Linked DNA regions of Homo sapiens: region 1 is linked to region 2. Evidence: read pairs that join two places in POLR2A ChIA-PET (ENCODE). Cell type or tissue: IMR-90. All regions are shown on one strand. Each heading gives the region's core, and the rest is flanking DNA. Links, peaks and the distances in the headings are about the cores only.

The links. ChIA-PET counts read pairs that join two places held together with the same protein. Peaks named below come from ENCODE experiments on the same cell type or tissue, not always from the same donor. Only the 100,000 strongest peaks of a DNase experiment are listed, where the experiment ranks them.
Region 1: POLR2A ChIA-PET joins it to region 2 with 11 read pairs; 3 of 35 experiments call an interaction of 5 or more read pairs at or near these places.

The regions. Positions count from the first base shown.
Region 1 is chr14:34,546,817-34,552,193 of GRCh38, reverse strand. It overlaps LOC105370449 (a long non-coding RNA gene), which reads left to right. Exons shown (of 3, transcript XR_007064114.1): 2 at 404-480. It also overlaps the pseudogene RNU1-27P. Among named protein-coding and RNA genes, the nearest start is that of EAPP, 9.8 kb to the right of the region's middle. RefSeq lists enhancers at 4,598-5,169, 5,170-5,377. In IMR-90, for the core only: no CTCF peak of the experiment used is centred there; no DNase peak of the experiment used is centred there; H3K4me3 peaks cover 169 bases.
Region 2 is chr14:34,697,811-34,703,187 of GRCh38, reverse strand. It overlaps LOC107984628 (a long non-coding RNA gene), which reads left to right and starts at 1,848. Exons shown (of 3, transcript XR_001750947.2): 1 at 1,848-3,265. In IMR-90, for the core only: no CTCF peak of the experiment used is centred there; DNase peaks (open chromatin) are centred at 2,867 and 3,197; H3K27ac peaks cover 461 bases.

The DNA of each region.
Region 1 (5,377 bases), core at 263-5,262, 150 kb after region 2:
TAAAATAGAGACAGGTTTCCCTATGTTGCCCAGGCTAATCTCAAACTCCTGGTTTCAAGTGGTCCTCCTGCCTCAGCCTCCCAAAGTTGCTGGGATTACAGGCTTGAGCCACCGCACCCGGCCACAAGTGCCCTTTTTAAATAAGCTCCTATTTTTTTGTTGTTGGTTTTGTTGTTTAATTGTTGTATAACCGGTTTTATTCCATCAAATTGAGTTCTCTACAAAGGATATCATTTTATACCTGACCATGGTTTATCCTTTTGGTGAGTTATTGGTTCTCTCTCTCCAAATAGCATCATTATTCCCTAAGGTCCAACGTCATACATGTGCCAATTTGTTTCAGCCCGGATGCTTTTCCAGTCCACTGTGAAACTCACTCTCTGCCATACCCCTTTTCTTTCAGAAGGCATACAAGTACCAACTAGGTGTCTCTTTCTCCAAGGAGCTCCACAAAATATTCCATCCAGAGTGCAGATGATGGTAGGTAGTCTTTAATTTACACAGGTGTCTTCCCAGTAGGTTTACGGGAGAATCAAGAGAATGAAAGAACACATGTTCCTCAGTCAGAGGGCCTATCTGTATGGGAACTGCCAGCGAAAAGTAACAAGTAGAAAGTTTACCCGGAAAATCAACAACCTGCATTGATCTATCACCAGATGAAAATTGGGAAATTTCAGAGGAACTTGAAGCATAAGTAGCACCAAAGGGCCGGGGGCAGTGGCTCACGCCTATAATCCCAACACTTGGGGAGGTGGAGGCGGGCGGATCACTTGAGGTCAGGAGTTTGAGACCAGCCTGGCCAACATGGTGAAACCCCGTCTCTACTAAAATTACAAAAATCAGCCAGGCCTGGTCGTGGGCGCCTGTAATCCCAGCTACTCGGGAGGCTGAGGCAGGAGAATCGCCTGAACCCGAGAGGCGGAGGGTGCAGTGAGCCGAGATCATGCCACTGCACTGTAGCCTGGGTGACAGAGCAAGACTCTGTCTCGGAGGGGGAGGCGGGGGGAAGTAGCACCAGTATCTATCAGAGAAGGTAAGGCTATTTTTTGGGCTGAAGAAGTTATTGACACATTGGGTTGGTTCTCCTGTTTCCCCTGCCGAGACTCCCCCAATCTGTCAATTTTGCGATATTTAACAATTATTTTTCAGCTGAGAGTTTTGTCCTTCTGGGCTCTCCTGATTCCCTGGTCCCTGCAACTTCTGCATTCTCTGGTGCCTCTTTCCTTTTTTTTTTTTTTTCTTTCTTTCTTTTTTTTTTTTTTTTTTTTTTTTTTTTTTGTGACGGAGTCTCAGTCTGTTGCCCAGGCTGGAGTGCAGTGGTGTGATCTCGGCTCACTGCAGGGAGATCTCCGCCTCTCGGGTTCATGCCATTCTCCTGCCTCAGCCTCCCGAGTAGCTGGGACTACCGGCGCATGCCACTGCGCCCAGCTAATGTTTGTATTTTTAGTAGAGGTGGGGTTTCACTATGTTGGCCAGGATGGTCTCGATCTCCTGACCTCATGATCCGCCCGCCTCAGCCTCCCAAAGTGCTGGGATTACAGGTGTGAGCCACCGCGCCCAGCCCTCTGGAATCTCTTTCTACAATCCCCCTTCTGCCCTCCTGGCCCTTGCAATAATGACTTAAAAGGTTTTCCCGTTTCCTTTGCTCCTTTCATAGGGGGTCCAGAGTAGGAACTGATTCCCCTTAGTTGTGAGCAGCTAGCACAGCAGTTTAGCCTTTCCTCATTTCTTCTTTCTCTAGACTGTCCCCAAATCTTAGTAGAGTCTCGCTGTATTGCTCAGGCTGGAGTGCAGTGGTGCGATCTCGGCTCACTGCAGGGAGATCTCCACCTCCTGGGTTCAAGCGATTCTCGCGCCTCAGCCTCCCAAATAGCTGGGATTACAGGCACACACCACCATGCCCAGCTAATTTTTGTATTTTTAGTAGAGACGGGGTTTCGCCACGTTGGCCAGGCTGGTCTCAAACTCCTGACTTCAGGTGATCTGCCCGCCTTGGCCTCCCAAAGTGCTGGGATTACAGGCGTGAGCCACCGGGCCCGGCCTACCCTACCACTTTTTGCCTAACTTGAGTTTGGATAGTCAGTAAGAGAGCCCAGACAAAGATGGGCTAACACCTGGGCAGAATTTTGGTCTGCTCCTGGATCTATGCCAGTAAATTCTGAGAAAGCCTCAACAAACTGCTGAGGAAATCAATGGGAGACTCTGGGACTTCTGGGTACACAACTTCAATTTTTCTTTTTTTCTTCTTTTTTAAGTAGACAGGAAGTCTCCATATGTTGCCCAGATTGGCCTCAAACTCCCGGGCTCAAGTGACCCCCCCGCCTTGGCTTCCCAAAGGGATGGGATTGAAGGTGTGAGCCACCGCGCCCGGCCGACAGTTCCGTTTATAGCCCCAAGAAAGGTCACCCCTTTACATAGGTAGGCAGATGCAAGCCCTAAAATACATGTTGTCAAGGATTTGTCCTCAAGAAAGAAACCTAGCACTGTTTGCTACACACAGTTCATCCTCAGTTCAACTGGTAATTGCAGCGGTCAGCTGTGTTATTAATTGCCTTTACCCAAAGGGAAAATAAAGCCTCTGATACCTCCATGACAAGGAGGTAGTGATAACTTGGAGCCAGCCACCTAGGCTAAATTCCCAGAGATAGAGGCCGGGCGCAGTGGCTCACGCCTGTAATCCCAACACTCTGGGAGGCCGAGGCGGGCGGATTACCAAGAGTTTGAGACCAGCCTGGCCAACATGGTGAAACCTCGTCTGTACTAAAAATACAAAAATTAGCTGGATGTGGTGGCACGCGCCTGTAATCCCAGCTACTTGAGAGGCTGAGGCAGGAGAATCGCTTGAACCCTGGAGGTGGAGGTTGCAGTGAGCCGAGACTGCACCACTGCACTCCAGCCTGGGCAATAGAGCAAGACTGTCTCAAAAAAGAAAAACAAAAAAGTAAATAAATATAAATCAATCAATACATAAGTAAATTCCCAGAGACAGAAAGGAGACAGGGGGACACTATCTTCCTTGATATTTACCTTTTGAGTTGGTGGCTTCAAGGCCCTCAAGGGAAAACCTTCCTAGGTTGTAAAACTGGCAAGAGGCTTATTTAGCTGTTAATATGACTCACGTAGGCCAGGCGTGGTGGCTGACACCCGTAATTTCAGCATTTTGGGGGGCCGAGGCAGAAGGATCGCTTGAGCCCAGGAGTTCAAGCCCAGCCTGGGCAACATAGGAAGACACCGTCTCTACAAAAAAAAAAAAATAAATAAAATAAAATTAGCCAGTTAGCCATGTGTGGTAACGCAAACCTGTGGTTCCAGCTAAGGAGGAAGGCTGAGGCCGGAGGACCGCTTGAACCCAGGAGTTCGAGGCTGCAGTGAGTAAGCTAGGATAACGCCACTGCACCCCAGCCTGGGTGACAGAGAGAGACCCTGTCTCAAAAAGCAGAGACTCACGCCTCAAAGGAAGGGGAAAGTCTCTTTTCCTTATGGCACCAGGGGCACATGTTTTTGTTTTTTCTTTTTTGAGGCAGGCTCTTGTCACTCGGGTGGGAGTGCAGTGGCGCCATCACCGCTCACTGCAGCCTCCTCCTGCCTTCTGTTTTGTTTTGGTTTGTTTTGTTTTAATTTAGAGACGAGGTCTCTTGCTGTGTTGCCCAAGCTGGTCTCCAACTCCTGGGCTCAAGTGATCCTCTCGCCTCAGCCTCCCAAAGCGCTAGGATTACAGGCGTGAGCCACCGTGCCTGGCCAACATTTTTCTTTCCTTCTACCAGTTTTGTATTATTTACTTTTTTTTTTTTTTTTTGAGACAGAGTCTCGCTCTGTTGCCCAGGCTGGCTGGAGTGGTACAAGTGGCATGATCTCAGCTCACTGCAACCTCTCCGCCTCCTGGGTTCAAGCGATTCTCCTGCCTCAGCCTCCCGAGTAGCTGGGATTACAGACACACACCACCATGCCCGGCTAATTTTTGTATTTTTAGTAGAGACAGGATTTCGCCACGTTGGTCAAGCTGGTCTCAAACTCCTGACCTCAGGTGATCCGCCCACCTCGGCCTCCCAAGGCGCTGGGATTACAGGCGTGAGCCACCGCGCCTGGCGTGTATTTACCCTTCTATTACACATATCCCGGGGGTGCTGAGGTCTGGGAAGGCTTGGACATAAGGGTCTTAAGACAGCAAAATGGCAACATTATAACTGGAGGAAAGGTCCATGTCAGGATGGTGGCCCTGAACATCAGAGTCTCTTGTTTCCTCCTGGGGACATGTACAGAGGCTGTCACGAGACTCTCCTAAAAGCATTCATGAAAAGCCTTTTTCTTTCCTTCTTTCTTTCTTTCTTTTTTTTTTTTTTTTGAGACGGAGTCTTGCTCTGTTGCCCAGGCTGGAGTGCAATGGCGCGATCTCGGCTCACCGCAACCTCCGCCTCCCGGGTTCAAGCAATTCTCATGGCTCAGCCTCTGGAGCAGGTGGAATTACAGGCACGCGCCACGCCGCCTGGCTAATTTTTGTATTTTTAGTAGAGACGGGGGTTTCACCATGTTGCCCAGGTTGGTCTCGAACTTCCTGACCTCAAGTGATCCGCTCGCCTCGCCCTCTCAAAGTGCTGGGATTACAGGCGTGAGCCACCGCGCGCGGCCCATGAAAAGCCTTTCTACCTGGCTTTTCTGACCAGTCTTGCGTGGTCTCCCAAGGCCGTTAGCGAGGACCCAAAGTCTCCTGTTCTTGAGGGCCTTGTAGTCCGGCCTTCACTGTCATGCATGACACGCCTGCTTCTCTGGGAGTGGGATGACTCCGTTCTAGTCCTTCCAGAAGACGCTGCTGCCAACAAGCCCAGCAGCTGCCTGGGTGGGATCAGCAGCTCCCGCGGACTCGATCTCCCCCTGGGTGGGGAACTCAACCCCGACAGGTCCTTCCTAAACCTCTAAGCCGGATACTTCCCTGGACCAGGATTAATTGCCCGCCCCGTACGTATTCTGTCGTTTCTGCCAGCGGTTACCAAGACCCTGGGATATTTTCCCCAGGGAAGAGAAAGCAGTTCTGGCTTTTTCCTCTACACACCCCAAACTTGCAGGAAAAACGCGGCTTTGGCCTGGAGAAAGCACGAGATCGTGACGTTTTCACGACAATACCCTGGAGAACATAAACCCACAGTATAATTGGCGCGTTACTAAAGGATCCCCCGCGGGGTGAGAAAAAAGCAGCAATCGCCCTACCCCCACAAAAACGTGAAAACGAAAGCGAACTGCCCAGCAGCCCGTGTTTTGAACACCACACATCCAGACCCAGCGCCGATCATAATAACAGCTACCTTTCAACTTCCAGTAAGGCAGGGGAAAGCGCGAACGCAGTCCCCCACTACCACAAATTATGCAGTCGAGTTTCCCACAT
Region 2 (5,377 bases), core at 204-5,203:
TTCTCTCATTATTATTATTATTATTTTTTTGAGATGGAGTCTAACTCTGTCCCCCTGGCTGGAGAACAGTGGCACCATCTCAGCTCACTGCAACCTCCGCCCTCTGGGTTTCAGCGATTCTTCTGCCTCAGCCTCCCGAGTAGCTGGGATTACAGGTGTCCACCACTATGCCCAGCTAAATTTTTGTATTTTTAGTAGAGATGGGGTTTCACCATGTTGGCCAGGCTTGTCTCGAACTCCTGACTTCATGATTTGCCCGCCTCAGCCTCCCAAAGTGCTCAGATTACAGGCATGAGCCACCGCGCCCAGCATTTTTTTTTTTTTTTTTTTTTTTCTGAGACGGAGTCTCACTCTGTGACCCAGGCTGCTGGAGTAAAATAGTGTGATCTCGGTTCACTGCAACCTTCGCTTCCAAGGGCTCAGACAATTCTCCCACCTCAACCTCCCGAGTAGGTGGGACTACAGGCACGCACCACCACGCCTGCCTAATTTTTGTGTATTTTGGTAGAGACAGGGTTTCACCATATTGGCCAAGCTGGTCTCGAACTCCTGACCTCAAGCAATCCACCTACCTGGGGCTCCCAAAGTGCTGGGATTACAGGCATGAGCCACCACACCCGGCCATCTCATTATTATTATTATTATTAATTATTATTATTATTATTTTGAGATGGAGCCTTGCTGGAGTGCAGTCGCATGATCTCAGCTCACTGCCACCTCCACCTCCCAGGTTCACGTGATTCTCCTGCCTCGGCCTTCCTGAGTAGCTGGGATTACAGGCGCGCACCACCATGCCCAGCTAATTTTTTGTATTTTTTAGTAGAGACGGGGTTTCACTATGTCAGCCAGGCTGGTTTCAAACTCCTGACCTCAAGTGATCCACCAACTGAGCTCGGCCTCCCAAAGTGCTGGGATTACAGGCATAAGCCACGGCGCTTGGCCCTCTCCTTATTTTTTTGACTTCAAAGCAGATCCTGTTTATTTTTATTTTGAAAGCATTTAAATACTTCATTGTTTTGTTTTTATCTACCTGCTAGAGAAAAATGTTTTGTTTTATATTATATTTATCACAGTATAGCAGTTCTTAAGAAATACCATGTGACTGATTTAGATAGGTGTCATGCTCTGGCTGTGAAAAAAAATGTTTTGGGATTAATGCAAGTGTCATTCAGTAACATTGCCACAACAAACAAAAAAGCTTCCTGTTCTGAGCTGGATGTTTTCTTTCTTTCTGATTTCCTCTTTGCAATATATTAAATAAGTAAATAGAATTCTAGAAAATGGGCCGGGCGTGGTGTCTTACACCTGTAATCCCAGCACTTTGGAAGGCCAAGGCAGGCAGATCACCTGAGGCCAGGAGTTCGAGACCAGCCTGGCCAACATGGTGAAACCCCGTCTCTACTAAAAATACAAAACTTAGCCAGGCGTGGTGGTGAACGCCTGTAATCCCAGCTACTCAAGAGGCTGAGGTGGGAGAATCGCTTGAACCCAGGAGGCAGAGGTTGCATTGAGCCGAGATTGCACCATTGCACTCCAGCCTGGGCGACAGAGAGAGACTCTGTCTCAAAAAAAGAAAAAAAGAAAAAAGAAAATGACCCTTGGGTTAAAAACACAGCCTAGGCCGGGCGCGGTGGCTCACGCCTGTAATCCCAGCACTTTGGGAGGCCGAGGCAGACAGATCTACTAAAAAATACAAAAAATTAGCTGGGCGTGATGGCGGGTGCCTGTAGTCCCAGCTACTCAGGAGGCTGAGGCAGGAGAATGGGGTGAACCCGGGAGGTGGAGCTTGCAGTGAGCTGAGATCATGCCAGTGCACTCCAGCGTGGGTGACAGAGTGAGACTCCATCTCAAAAAAAAAAAAAAATTATATTCTCATAAGAACATCCTAAAAATGGGCTAACTGATATGATTACTATCATTAAGTAATATGAATGATATTCTTCTGGCTAACTCTCAGAAAATTGTATTTATTTTTATTTCAAAAATAACATGTTTTATAGAGAACCTCTGCAAAATATAGAAAAGAACAAATAAGAAAGCTAAATCATGAGTTAGCTTTAAACACTACAAATTACTTGTGTTAAGCTATTATGACTAATAGGAAGATTCCTGTAGTTAAAACTGGTTTTAAGTTATCAATATATGCTGGTAAGAGGGAAACTTTACTCAAATATTGTTTGTGCAGATTCCTTGGTATTTTTCATCCCAGAAAGAACTGTTGTGGCTCTAGTCACAACAGATTTGAATCTTGAAAATTATGCATTGCACCTACCTAAGTGCTCGCTGCATGACTTAGTGCCATCTACCATTAAGATCTGAAACCACAAAATTTTCTTCTGTTTATTGTGCCATTGGGAATTGATAATAGACATTTTTGTTTTTTGTTACACTGGGAATTGATAATAGACATGATTTTTACTGTTCCCCAAAGGAATTATTTTACAAAATAAATAGTTTCCAATATATCAGGATTCTACTTTTCCCCTTGTATTTGTATGATAAAGTTTAATAGTTGCTAGTTCCTGGTGCACAGTGTAAATAATCCATCCTCTAATCTACTTTGTCCCTTTCATATAAAGATGTAAGATAAAACATAATGTATACATTTTGCACTAAGCCAGAAGCACTCAATCTATATTTGATGAAAAAGTGATATTTACTAATTTGGCTCAAATTATGCAGATCATACATTGACTAATTAGCTCGTGGATATTTAGTCTTCATTTAACTAAGAGAGAGTTTGCATTTTGTTTGCTATTCCAGCAAAGTCTGGTAATCCTTGTGATTAAAGAAACATGATTTATGTTTGCTGTGGAGAAACATGATCATCCTGGCTACTATGAATCACTCTGGAAACATCCCATCTGTTTCCCAATTACTCAGCTCAGACCATTAGATCAAATTCAGTTCAGTTCAACAAACACGAAGCACCTTTCTTAGGCTCAAAAAGCTTTCCATGATATAGGGAAGGCAAGCAAGCACATAAACAAATAATTATGATGTAATACAATGTGATAAATACAACCATATGTTACTACTAGATTTAGAAGAGGGAGTGCTTAACTTTGGAGTTGAAATGGGCTTGGAGAAGGCCTTCCAGAAGTAATGTTTGAGCTGGGTTGTAAAGGATGATAGAGTTCACCAGAAATCTGTATGAAAGGATTGTCCTAGAGAAAAAAAAAAACCGCAGATGCCTTGCAAATGTTTCATTACAGCTGCTATTGAGTCAAGCGTGAGGCACTGTGATGAGAGAAGTGCAGGAGAGGTGGGTATGAGCTAGATCATTGAGGGCATTGGATACCATGTGAAATTTTGTGCTAAGGAGCTGGTGCAGGGTTTTAAGCAAAGGAGTGGTATGATCTTTCTGAAACACAAACCTGATTGTTTTATGACCATGATAAGAATATGTGTAAGGAGAAAGAAATTGGAGGCGATTAAGATGCCTAAATCAAGGCAGTGGCAAATACATTTGGGGTAGGTGGATTTGAGAGGTATGTAGGAGAAATGACAGGACTTGATTAATTTCAAAATTAAATGAAAGAATGCAGAGCTTTAATAATTATTTGGAAAATATTGACTATATTTTTAGTATTGTAGACATTTAGGATCATTTAAGCTTCAGAATTGGCTCAGGAAATTTATAAATGTGGAAAGAAAAATATATTAAAAACATTTTTTTTTTTTTGAGATGGAGTCTCGCTCTTTTGCCCAGGCTGGACTGCAGTGGTGCTATCTCGGCTTACTGCAAGCTCCACCTCCCGGGTTCATGCTATTCTCCTGCCTCAGCCTCCTGAGTAGCTGGGATTACAGGCGCCCGCCACCGCACCCGGCTAATTTTTTGTATTTTTAGTAGAGACGGGGTTTCACCGTGTTAGCCAAGATGGTCTCGATCTCCTGACCTCATGATCCACCCGCCTCGGCCTCCCAAAGTGCTGGGATTACAGGCGTGAGCCACCATGCCCGGCATTAAAAACATTTTTAATGAAGATAACATTTTGATAGCATGAAATAAATCATTGACTAGGAAAATCATGTGTCGTATCTGAATTTAGATTTGTAAGCCGCTTTGCAGCAACATGTAACAATGGTTTCAATAGATAAGAAATTTTTAAAACTACCATAACTATAGCATCTTTGAAATGGAATATCCTATAGTTTAAAAAGTCATGGTTATATTTTCTGTTATTCTATGCTTTTGCTTTTACTGTAAAACTTGTCTGTCCACATATAAGCCATGGCCAAATTCCTCTATCAAATTTTTTTATGCATTTTTAATATCATGGAGATTAATACAGATTCTACATTGAGATGAATACTAAATTTAACTAGCATATTGTCAGCATTTCCCCATCTGGTGGAATTTTCAGAAACTTGATTTTTTTTTTTTTTTTTTTGAGACGGAGTCTTGCTCTGTCACCCAGGCTGGAGTGCAGTGTCCTGCTCTTGGCTCACTGCGACCTCCATCTCCCAGATGCAAGTGATTCTCCTCCCTCAGCCTTCCAAGTAGGTGAGATTACAGGCATCCACCATGATGCCCAGCTAATTTTTGTATTTTTAGTAGAGACGGGGTTTCACCATATTGACCAGGCTGGTCTCGAACTCTGACCTCAAGTAATCCACCTGCCTTGGCCTCCCAAAGTGCTGAGATTACAGGCACAAGCCGCCACACCCAGCCCCTGTATCAAATATTTTAGAAAGAAATTAATTTAGCAATGTTCTTTTATCACACAATCTGCTCGTTAGAGAAAACCTGGCCTACTCTTCGCTGGTGATAGAAAATGGAATTTTCAGGTCATTTAAAAGATCACGTTCTATTAAAGATGATTTTTAATCCTCACTAGTAAATACAAGCTATTTATAAACACAATGTTTACAACACAATGTTTATAAATACACAATTCCTTTCGCAAGTACCATCCAGAATCAAAGATTCCTCTTTTTTACCTCCTTGTAATTAACCATATTGTTTTTTCATCTTGCTTTTATGATAAATAAGTTCACTTTTCTGAGAGGCCTTGCACTCATCAGGAACCATTTATTGAGTGTCTATTTGTAGAACACTGTCCTGGTCATCCTGAGAAATAAACTTCTCAAGGGCACTTTTATAATCCAGTTGCAGAGACAAAATAGACCTGTAAACTAATAAGTATACAGTGATAAGCAATTGAATAAGCAGTAACGGAATGCAAGAAAAAAAACGGATCCAAAAGAGAAAAGATTTTCTAGAAGTGAGTTTTATTTTATTATTTATTTATTTTTTGAAACAGGGTCTTGCTCTGTCACTCAGGCCAGAGTGTAGTTGTGCCATCACAGCTCACTGCAACCTAAAACTGGGATCAAGTGATCCTCCCACCTCAGCCTCCTGAGTAGCTAGGAC